Linked DNA regions of Homo sapiens: region 1 is linked to region 2. A link is an interaction called in ENCODE POLR2A ChIA-PET data of the cell type or tissue named here. Cell type or tissue: A673. All regions are shown on one strand. Links, peaks and the distances in the headings refer to the core of each region. The heading gives the core; the rest is flanking DNA. Region 1 overlaps SHD (Src homology 2 domain containing transforming protein D). Region 2 overlaps ANKRD24 (ankyrin repeat domain 24).

Evidence for each region. ChIA-PET counts read pairs that join two places held together with the same protein. Peaks named below come from ENCODE experiments on the same cell type or tissue, not always from the same donor. Only the 100,000 strongest peaks of a DNase experiment are listed, where the experiment ranks them.
Region 1: POLR2A ChIA-PET joins it to region 2 with 12 read pairs; 1 of 35 experiments calls an interaction of 5 or more read pairs at or near these places.

Annotation. Positions count from the first base shown.
Region 1 is chr19:4,285,552-4,288,051 of GRCh38, forward strand. The region is part of intron 4 of SHD (Src homology 2 domain containing transforming protein D); the gene reads left to right. Among named protein-coding and RNA genes, the nearest start is that of SHD, 7.5 kb to the left of the region's middle. In A673, for the core only: no CTCF peak of the experiment used is centred there; no DNase peak of the experiment used is centred there.
Region 2 is chr19:4,190,053-4,197,720 of GRCh38, forward strand. The region is part of intron 2 of ANKRD24 (ankyrin repeat domain 24); the gene reads left to right. Among named protein-coding and RNA genes, the nearest start is that of ANKRD24, 11 kb to the left of the region's middle. In A673, for the core only: no CTCF peak of the experiment used is centred there; a DNase peak (open chromatin) is centred at 3,939; H3K27ac peaks cover 1,007 bases.

The DNA.
Region 1 (2,500 bases), core at 1-2,500, 93 kb after region 2:
CTTCCTCCCTCCCTCCCTCCCCGAGTCTTGCTGTGTCGCCCAGGCTGGAGTGCAGTGACGCGACCTCGGCTCACTGCAACCTCCATCTCACAGGTTCAAGCGATTCTCATGCCTCAGCCTCCAGAGTAGGTGGGACTACAGGCGTGCACCACCATGCCTAGCTAATTTTTGTATTTTCAGTAGAGACAGAGTTTCAGTATGTTGGCCAGGCTGGTCTGGAACTCCTGACCTCATGATCCATCCACCTCGGCCTCCCAAAGTGCTGGGATTACAGGTGTGAGCCACCCCGCCCGGCCCTTCCTCCTTCTCTTCTCTTCTCTTTCTTTTCTTTTCCTTTCTTTTTTTTTTTTTTTTTTTTTGACAGAGCCTCGCTCTTGTCGCCCAGGCTGGAGTGCAATGACACAATCTCAGCTCACTGCAACCTCCGCCTCCCTGGTTCAAGCAATTCTCTTGCCTCAGCCTCCCAAGTAGCTGGGAATACAGGCTCCTGGCACCACACCAGGCTAATTTTTGTATTTTTAGTAGAGACAGAGTTTCACCATGTTAGCCAGGCTGGTCTCAAACTCCTGACCTCAGGTGATGTGCTTGCCTTGGCCTCCCAAAGTGTTGGGATGACAGCCATGAGCCACCGCACCTGGCCCGCTCTTTCTTTTTCTTTCTTTCTTTCTTTCTTTCTTTCTTTTCTTTCTTTCTTTCTTTCTTTCTTTCTCTCTTTCTTTCTTTCTTTCTTTTTTTCTTTCCTTCCTTCCTTCCTTCCTTCCTTCCTACCTTCCTTCCTTCCTTCCTTTCTTTCTCTCTTTCTTTCTTTCTTTTGAGACAGGGTCTCACTCTGTTGCCCAGGCTGAAGTGCAGTGGCACAATCAGCTCACTGTACCCCTGCACTCCTGGGATCAAGCGATCCTCCAGCCTCAGCCTCTCCATGGGACCACAGGCACGCCATATGTGCTTATTCTCTTTTCAGATTTCTTTCATTGTGAACAACAGCAAAGGCTCTGGTGCTTCTCTGTCTTTGATATCTTGCTTGCTACTGCAAACCCCTTTGTGAGCACATTAAAGCAAAACATTAGGCCAGGCACGGTGGCTCACGCCTGTTATCCCAGCACTTTGGGAGGCCGGGGTGGGCAGATCATGAGGTCAAGAGATCAAGACCATCCTGGCCAACATGGTGAAACTCCATCATTAGCCGGACATGGTGGTGCGTGCCTGTAATCCCAGCTACTCGGGAGGCTGAGGCAGGAGAATCTCTTGAACCTGCGAGGTGGAGGTTGCAGTGAGCTGAGATCACGCCACTGTACTCCAGCCTGGCGACAGAGTGAGACTCCATCTCAAAATAAAACAAAAAAACATTAAGAAAGGGGCTGGGTAAGGTGGCTCATGGATGTAATCCCAGCACTTTGGGAGGCTGAAGCAGCGGATAACCTGAGGTCAAGAGTTTGAGACCAGCCAGGCCAACATGGTGAAACCCCATCTCTACTAAAAATAGAAAAAAATTAGCCAGGCAGCCGGGCGCAGTGGCTCATGCCTGTAATCCCAGCACTTTGGGAGGCCGAGGTGGGCGGATCACAAGGTTAGAGATTGAGACCAGCCTGACTAACATGGTGAAACCCAGTCTTTACGAAAAATGCAAAAAATTAGCTGGGCGTGGTGGCGGGTGCCTGTAGTCCCAGCTACTTGGGAGGCTGAGGCAGGAGAATGGCGTGAACCGGGGAGGCGGAGCTTACAGTGAGCCGAGATCGTGCCACTGCACTCCAGCCTGGGTGACAGAGCGAGACTCTGTCTCAAAAAAAAAGAAAGAAAAAGAAAAAAACAGAAAGGGACAGGTGGGTGAGGTACAAGATGAAGCACCACTTTTGTGAAAGTGGTTGAAGTTGACAAGGACATGAGGGAGGCTGTGAAGATCAATGTCAAGTGTACGATAACCAGGGCTCCTCTTGAAAAATCCAAGGGTATTGGCCGGGCATGGTGGCTCAAGCCTGTAATCCCAGTACTTTGGGAGGCCAAGGAGGGCAGATAACCTGAGGTTAGGAGTTCGAGACCAGCCTGGCCAACATGGTGAAACCCCATCTCTACTAAAAATGCAAAAATTAGCCATGTGTGGTGCTATGCGCCTGTAGTTCCAGCTACTCTGGAGGCTGAGGCAGGAGAATCGCTTGAACCCAGGAGGCGGAGGTTGTGGTGAGCCAAGATTGCACCACTGCACTCCAACCTGGCAACAGAGCAAGACTCTGTCTCAAAAAAAAAGAAAAAAGAAAACTCCAAGGGAATTGTCCTTCTTCATTTGCCCAGATGCCACAAGCCCATGCACCAGCTGTGACCCAACAGATCCCAGAGTGTGTTTTTTTGTTTGTTTGTTTGTTTGTTCGTTTGTTTTGAGACAGAGTCTCACTCTGTTGCCCAGGCTGGAGTGCAGTGGTGCAATCTCAGCTCACAACTTCCACCTCCCTGGTTCAAGCAATTTCCCTACCTCAGCCTCCTGAGTAGCTGGGATTACAGGCACCCG
Region 2 (7,668 bases), core at 2,942-5,441:
ATCCTAAAATTTTTCTTCCCACGTGGACTCAATTCCTCGATGATAGTTGACCCTTGAACAATTACAGCCCACCCTCCTGCACAGTCAAAAATCCATGTATAGGCTGGGCGTGGTGGCTCACATCTGTAATCCCAGCACTTTGGAAGGCCGAGGTGGGTGGGTCACGAGGTCAGGAGATCGAGGCCATCCTCATTAACACGGTGAAACCCCGTCTCTACTAAAAATACAAAAAATCAGCCGGGCGTGGTGGCGGGCGCCTGTAGTCCCAGCTACTCGGGAGGCTGAGGCATGAACCTGGGAGGTGGAGCTTGCAGTGAGCCGAGATGGAGCCATTGCACTCCAGCCTGGGCAACAGAGCGAGACTCCGTCTCGAAAAAAAAAAAAAAATCTGGCTCGGCATGGTGGCTCACGTCTGTAATCCCAGCACTTTGAGAGGCAGAGGCGGGCAGATCACCTGAGGTCAGGAGTTCGAGACCAGCCTGGCCAACATGGTGAAACCCCCTCTCTACTAAAAATGCAAAAATTAGCCAGGCAGCCGGGCATGGTGGTGGGCACCTGTAATCCCAGCTACTCAGGAGGCTGAGGAAGGAAAATCTCTTGAACCCAGGAGGCAGAAGTTGCAGTGAGCCGAGATCACGCCATTGCACGATTGCCCAGCCTGGGTGACAGAGCGAGACTCCGTCTCAAAAAACGAACAAAAAAATCCATGTGTAAGTGGACCTGGGCATTCAAACCCATATTTTTCAGGGGTCAACTCCTGAATGCTTTTTTTCCCCAAGCATTCCTCAGAAGTAGTAGCCACTGGTAAACCAAGCCATATGATTGCTTAATTTCCAAAGCATAGTTATATTTAATATTTAAGTAAATCTTTCAAGAAGTGTGGGTGGCTAAAAAAGAGATACCTCATTCGGGATGTGGGTGTGTTTTGATATGTTTGCAATGGGAGGGGTCGGGACAAAGTCAAAATTGGATGGGGACAGGATAGGTGTTAAAACCTCAGACGGGTGTGAGGGCCTCTGAGAGTGTCTGGAGCTGGAGGGGCCTGAGGTTAGCCCATAGCCTGGGCTGGAACTGTTGCAGCAGATGGGAGGCCTGGCTGTTGCTGGGAAGCTGCAGGGCCTCCATCCTCCCCTCCCAGAGCACCTTGCCATCCATCCCTCCACCTGCCCTTCTCCAGTTTCGCAGCAGGCAGCCGGAGTCAAGTTCAGCTTTTGTTCAGCAGCCCCGAGGGAAGAAAGCAAACACCCATGACTGCAGGGGCCAGGCCCCCCCCTCCTGTCACTGGGACCTTGTGTTCCGTGTCTTCTAGCCACTGCTACCCCTCTCCTCCTCTCCTTAGGGCACTCTCCGGCCTTTCCTGGTCCCTAACACCGGCTTTTTCTTATTTATGTATTTACTTTTATTTTATTTTCTTTCTTTTATTTTTATTTATTTATTTATTTATTTTTGGGACAGAGTCTCGCTGTGTTGCCAGGCTGGAGTGCAATGGCATGATCTCGGCTCACTGCAAGCTCCGCCTCCCGGGTTCAAGAGATTATCCTCTCTCAGCCTCCCGTGTAGCTGGGATTACAGGTGCACGCCACCACACCTGGCTAATTTTTGTGTTTTTAGTAGAGACGGGGTTTCATCATGTTGGCCAGGTTGGTCTCGAACTCCTGACCTCAGATGATCCGCCTGCCTCAGCCTCCCAAAGTGCTGGGATTACAGACGTGAACCACCGTCCCCAGCCTATTTATTTATTTATTTTGAGACAGAGTCTTGCTCTGTTGCCCAGGCTGGAGTGCAGTGGTGTGATCTTGGCTCACTGCAACCTCCGCCTCCCGGGTTCAAGGGATTCTCCTGCCTCAGCCTCCCGAGTAGCTGAGATTACAGGTGCCTATCACCACGTCTAGCTAATTTTTTTTTTTTGGTATTTTTAATAGAGATGGGTTTTGCCATGTTGGCCAGGCTGGTCTCAAACTACTGACCTCCAATGAGCCATCCGCCTCAGCCTCCCAAAGTGCTGGGATTACAGGCGAGAGCCACTGTGCCCAACCAACACCGTTTCTTTCTTTGGGGTCCCAACAGTTGGCATTGCTTACTCTGATCCCCCTTGGGCTGTCCGTGGGCCTCAGTGTTTCCATCCATAAAATGGGAGTTACCTGGAGCTGTTCACTTGGGGCTTCACTGACCTCCTGCCTTTACTTTAGGTTTCAGGAAAATCTCCCAAGTGGGAAGATTGGGGTTTCTAGAGAGTCACAGACTCCATACATCAATGCTTCCTGGAAAGTCCTCTTTCTCTTTCTGTCTTTTTTCTTTTTATATTTTTATTTTTTACTTAAGTATGCATTTTTTTTTTTTCAGAGGTGAGGTCTTACCACGTTGCCCAGGCTGGTCTTGAACTCCTGGCCTCAAGCGATCCTCCCGCCTTAGCCTCCCAAAGTGCTGGGATTACAGGCGTGAGCCACCGCGCCCGGCCAGGCCTCGTATTTTCATTTTTCACCGAGCCCTGCAAAACCTATAGCTGGTCCTGCATGGAATACAGCAGTGACTAAGATAGACAAAAATCACTGCCCCTGAGGAGGTGACATTCTAAGGGAGAGATCAAGAGGAAACAAGCTGGGCGCAGTGGCTCACGCCTGTAATCCCAGCACTTTAGGAGATCAAGATGGGAGGATCACTTAAGCCCAGGAGTTTGAGACCAGCCTGGGCAACATAGCAAGACCCCATCTCTTCAAAAAAAATTCAAAAATTAGTTGGGTATGGTGGTGTGTGCCTGTGGTCTCCAGTTACTCAGGAGGCTGAGATGGGAGGACCACTTGAGCCCAGGAGGTCGAGGCTACAGTGAATGATGATTGTACCACTGCACTCCAGCCTGGGTGACAGAGCAAGACCCTGTCCCAAAATAAATAAATAAATAAAAATAAAAAATGAGAGTAAACAGAATATTTTTAAAAAGGTATGTAGTATCTTAGGTGGTGATAAGAGGCCTGGCGCAGTGACTCACGCCTGTAATCCCAGCACTTTGGGAGGCCGAGGTGAGTGGATCACTTGAAGTCAGGAATTCGAGACCAGCCTGGCCAACACAGCAAAACCCCGTATCTACTAAAAAATACAAAAATTAGCCAGGCGTGGTGGTGGGCACCTGTAATCCCAGCTACTCAGGAGTCTGAGGCAGGAGAATCGCTTGAATCCGGGAGGCAGGGGTTGCAGTGAGCCGAGATCCCTCCACTGCACTCCAGTCTGGGCAATAGAGCGACTCCATCAAAAAAAAAAAAAAAAAAGACAACAATGAAGGAAAAATATAGCTAAAGAAAGGGCTGTCAGAGAAGGGCTCTTGGAAGAGGCATCTCCAAGAGTGGACAGCAGTAAAGAAAGCAGCCATGTGCACGGTGGGGCAGGTGCTCCAGGCAGAAGGAGCTGCACTGGCCAAGGCTTGGAGGTGGGACCCAGCTGTTTGAAGGACAAGAAGGAGGCTACTATGGCAGCATGGATTACACCGAGGGAAATGTAAATGGAGATGATGGCAGGCGCGGTGGCTCATGCCTGTAATCCCAGCACTTTGGGAGGCTGAGGCGAGCAGATCACCTGAGATCAGGAGTTCAAGACCAGCCTGTCAACATGGTGATACCCCGTCTCTACTAAAAATACAAAAATTAGCCAGGCATGGTGGCGGGTGCGTGTAATCCCAGATACTCGGGAGACTGAGGCATGAGAATCACTTGAAGCCGGGAGGTGGAGTTTGCAGTGAGCAGAGATCATGCCACTGTACTCCAGCCTGGGCGACAGAGCGAGACTCCGTCGGGAGGGAGGGAGGAAGGAAGGAAGGAAGGAAGGAAGGAAGGAAGGAAGGAAGGAAGGAAAAACTCCATGAGGTCAGGGGTCAGGCACTGGCAGAGTGGGGCTGCTCAGAGAAGGGTTAGCAAATTTTTTCTTAAAAGGCCAGAGGATTAATATTTTTGGTTTGTGGTGCAGACCAGCCTCAGCTCTGCCATTGCAGCCTGAGAATAGCCTTTGACTGTCTACACTTTTTTCTTCATATCCTGCATGTGGCATCCAACGATCTACAAATGAATGGGCAGGGCTTGGCCCCGAAAAAACTTTATTTATGGACACTGAAATGTGAATTGTTTTGTTTTGTTTTGTTCCGAGATGGAGTCTGGCTCTGTCACCCAGGCTGGAGTGCTCTCAGGTTACTGCAACCTCAGCCTCCCACTTTCAAGCGATTCTCCTGCCTCAGACTCCCGAGCAGCTGGGATTACAGGCGTGCACCACCGTGCCCAGCTAATTTTTGTATTGTTAGTAGAGACGGGGTTTCACCATGTTGGCCAGGCTGGTCTTGAACTCCTGACTTCAGGCGATCAGCCCACCTTGGCCTCCCAAAGTGCTGAGATTGTAGGCGTGAACCACCGCACCTAGCCAGAAATGTGAATTTCATATCATTTTTCACGTGTCAGGAAGGATGATTCTTATTTTGCTTTTCTCTCCCCCCTCCAACGACTCACACGTGTAAATACCATTCTCTACGGAAACAGGCAGTGGGCAGGATCTGGGCTGCTGTGAGCAGTTTGCATTTTAAGCTGAGTGAGGTCTCTGGAGGCTTTTGTGCAGGAGAGATGAGATCTGATGCAGGTTTAGGAAGCTGCCTCTGGCTGCTGGGGGAGAAGGGACAAGGGGACAAGGTCAGAGGCTGAAGAAGAAAGATGCATCCCAGAGGCAGAACCTGCAGTGATGGGGCTAGACTATGGTGGTGGCCGTGGAAGGGGTGAGAAGGGGCAGAACAGGACACAGTGTGCAGCCAGTGGGCTTGGCCGGTGGACCGAGTGTGGGGCAAGAGAGAGGTGTCACGGTGATGCCAGGGCTTGGATGAAGCCTGGAGGGCTGACAGTATCCATGGTACACACCTCAGTGGGCTCCGAGGGGCATTTGCTCTGATTGATTGATTGATTTTTTTCAGATGGAGTCTCGCTGTGTCTCCCAGGCTGGAGTGCAGTGGTGCGATCTCGGCGTGAGCCACCGCGCCCAGGTTTTTGTTTGTTTGTTTGTTTGTTTGTTTTTAGAGAGGGAGTCTCACTCTGTCACCCAGGTTGGAGTGCAGTGGCACGACTTCTGCTCACTGCAAGCTCCGCCTCCCGGGTGCACGCCATTCTCCTGCCTCAGTCTCCCGAGTAGCTGGGACTACAGGCGCCCACCACCACGCCCGGCTAATTTTTTGTATTTTTAGTAGAGACGGGGTTTTGCCACGTTGGTCAGGCTGGTCTCGAACTCCCCATCTCAGGTGATCTGCCTGCCTCAGCCTCCCAAAGTGCTGGGATGACAGGCGTGAGCCACCATGCCTGGCCATTTGCTCTGATCTTGTATGGCATCCAGGAGGACAAGTGTAGGAGACAGTTGGAAACTGAAGCCCTGAGCTGGGAGATCCGTTTCGGTCTCTTCTCTGGAGAAGCTCAGAGGACCTCCCCACCCCCAAGGGTGGAAGGAGAGAAGAGTTCCAAGGACACCCTCCTTCCCAAATGCCTGTCACTTTCCATTTTCCTGCCTTGGTTCCCACTCCTCCCTCCTCTTGTCCAAACATGTCTAAGAGGGCCGGGCGCAGTGGCTCACGCCTGTAATCCCAACACTTTGAGAGGCCAAGGCAGGTGGATCACGAGGTCAGAGTTCAAGACCAGCCTGGCCAACATGACAAAACCCCGTCTCTACTAAAATACAAAAATTCGCTAGGCGTGGTGGCGTGTGCCTGTAATCCCAGCTACTCGGGAAGCTGAAGCAGGAGAATTGCTTGAACCCGGGAGGCAGAGCTTGCAGTGAGCCGAGATCGCACCACTGCACTCCAGCCTGGGTGGAAGAGCAAGACTCCGTCTCAAAAGAAAAAAAGTAAAAGTCTAAGAATAATCACGGACCACACCGACGTGTAAATGCTCAATGCTCACCCAGCCCTAAGCCAGTGGTCAATGTGTCAATGGAGGGACACTTGCCAGTGTTGGGATATCTGTGGTTGTCACAACTTGGAGTGCTCCTGGTGTGGAGTGGGTGGAGGCCAGGGATGCTGCTCGGCACCCTGCAGTGCCCAGGACAGCCCCATTCTAGAGAAAGATCCAGCCTCAAATGCCCACAGTGCTTCCTTGGTGCCTGTCCTATTATCTATCTCATTTAACCGTTGAGAAATTGAGAGGGAGAATTTCAGAGAGGGAAAGCGATTAGCTCAAGGTCACACAGCAAGGATGATATAACCAAACGGAATTCAAGCCCCTGTCACCTGTCTGCTGCGTCGTTGCTCTTAAATTCTGGCTCTGGAAGACCTCGGTTTTGTTGTTGTTGTTGTTGTTTTAGTTTGTTTGTTTTTGTTGTTGTTTATTTGTTTTGCAGTGGAGTCTCGCTCTGTCACCCAGGCTGGAGTGCAGTGACGCGATCTCGGCTTACTGCAACCTCTGCCTCCAGGGTTCAAGCGATTCTCCTGCCTCACTTCCTGAGTAGCTGAGATTACAGGCGCCCGCTACCACACCTGGCTAATTTTTGCATTTTTAGTAGAGACGAAGTTTCACTATGTTGGCCAAGCTGTTCTCGAACTCCTGACCTCAGGTGATCTGCCCGCCTCGGCCTCCCAAAGTTTTGGGATTACAGGCGTGAGCCACCGCGCCTGGCCTCCAGGGCTCCTTCTAAAATGCCAATTACCTGCAAGGGTCTTGGCTGTGCCCCAGAGTCTCCAGGCCTGCGAATGCTGCGTGGCATCCAGTGGGCGCTCAATAAATGCTTACTGCTTGAAGGAGCATCTCCCCCAAGTGTTCATCTGATGCATGTTTGTGGAGCACCTGCCATGGGCCAGGCACTGGGGACGCTACAGTGACAGAAAGGAACCCAAGGCCCCTCCTCTACCGGAGGAGCCGTGGGTCCCAGGAGTGGCGGAAATTGACCGGAAATGGCTAGAGAATGTCAGAGCTGCGCCGGGACCAGCTAGCTCTTTCTGTGAGGAACGAGTCACAGTTTTATGGTGCGCTTACTGTATGCTAGGCACTGGTCGACTGAGTGCTGCCAGGTAGTACCTTGGCATCCTCCCGGTAACCCTCCGCAGTAGGAACTATTTATTATGAAACCCATTTTACGGAGGAGGAAGGAGAAGTCCAAAATAGGTAAGTCTGTTGGCCCTGTCATATAGGTAGGAAAGGCTGGGGCAGGGGCGGGGTGCTGGATTCAAATTCAGGTGTGTAGGATTGCAGCTCCCCAGTGGCGAATGAATGAATGAATGAACGAATGACTGATTGAATGAATGAATGGATGAGGCAATGAGTGAATGAATGAACGAATGGGCGTGCCAATGAATGAGCAAATGAGTGTGGGAATGAATGAATGAATGAATGGTGCGGGAATGAACAAATGAATGAATGGGTGGTGAACAAATGAATGGGTGAGTGAACTAATGAATGGATGAATGGGTGAGCCAACAAATGGATGAACAAATGAGTGAGTTAATGAATGCAGGAATGAGTGAATGCAGGAAGGAATGGTGTGGGAATGAATAAGTGAATGGGTCATATAAGAATGAATGAATGAACAAATGGGTGAGACCAATGAATGAATGAAAGAGTGAGCAAATAAATGGGTGAACGAATGAACGAGTAAATGAACGAATGAATGAATGAATGAATGGGTGAGCCCGTGAATGGGTGAACAAATGAATGAGTGAATGAATGA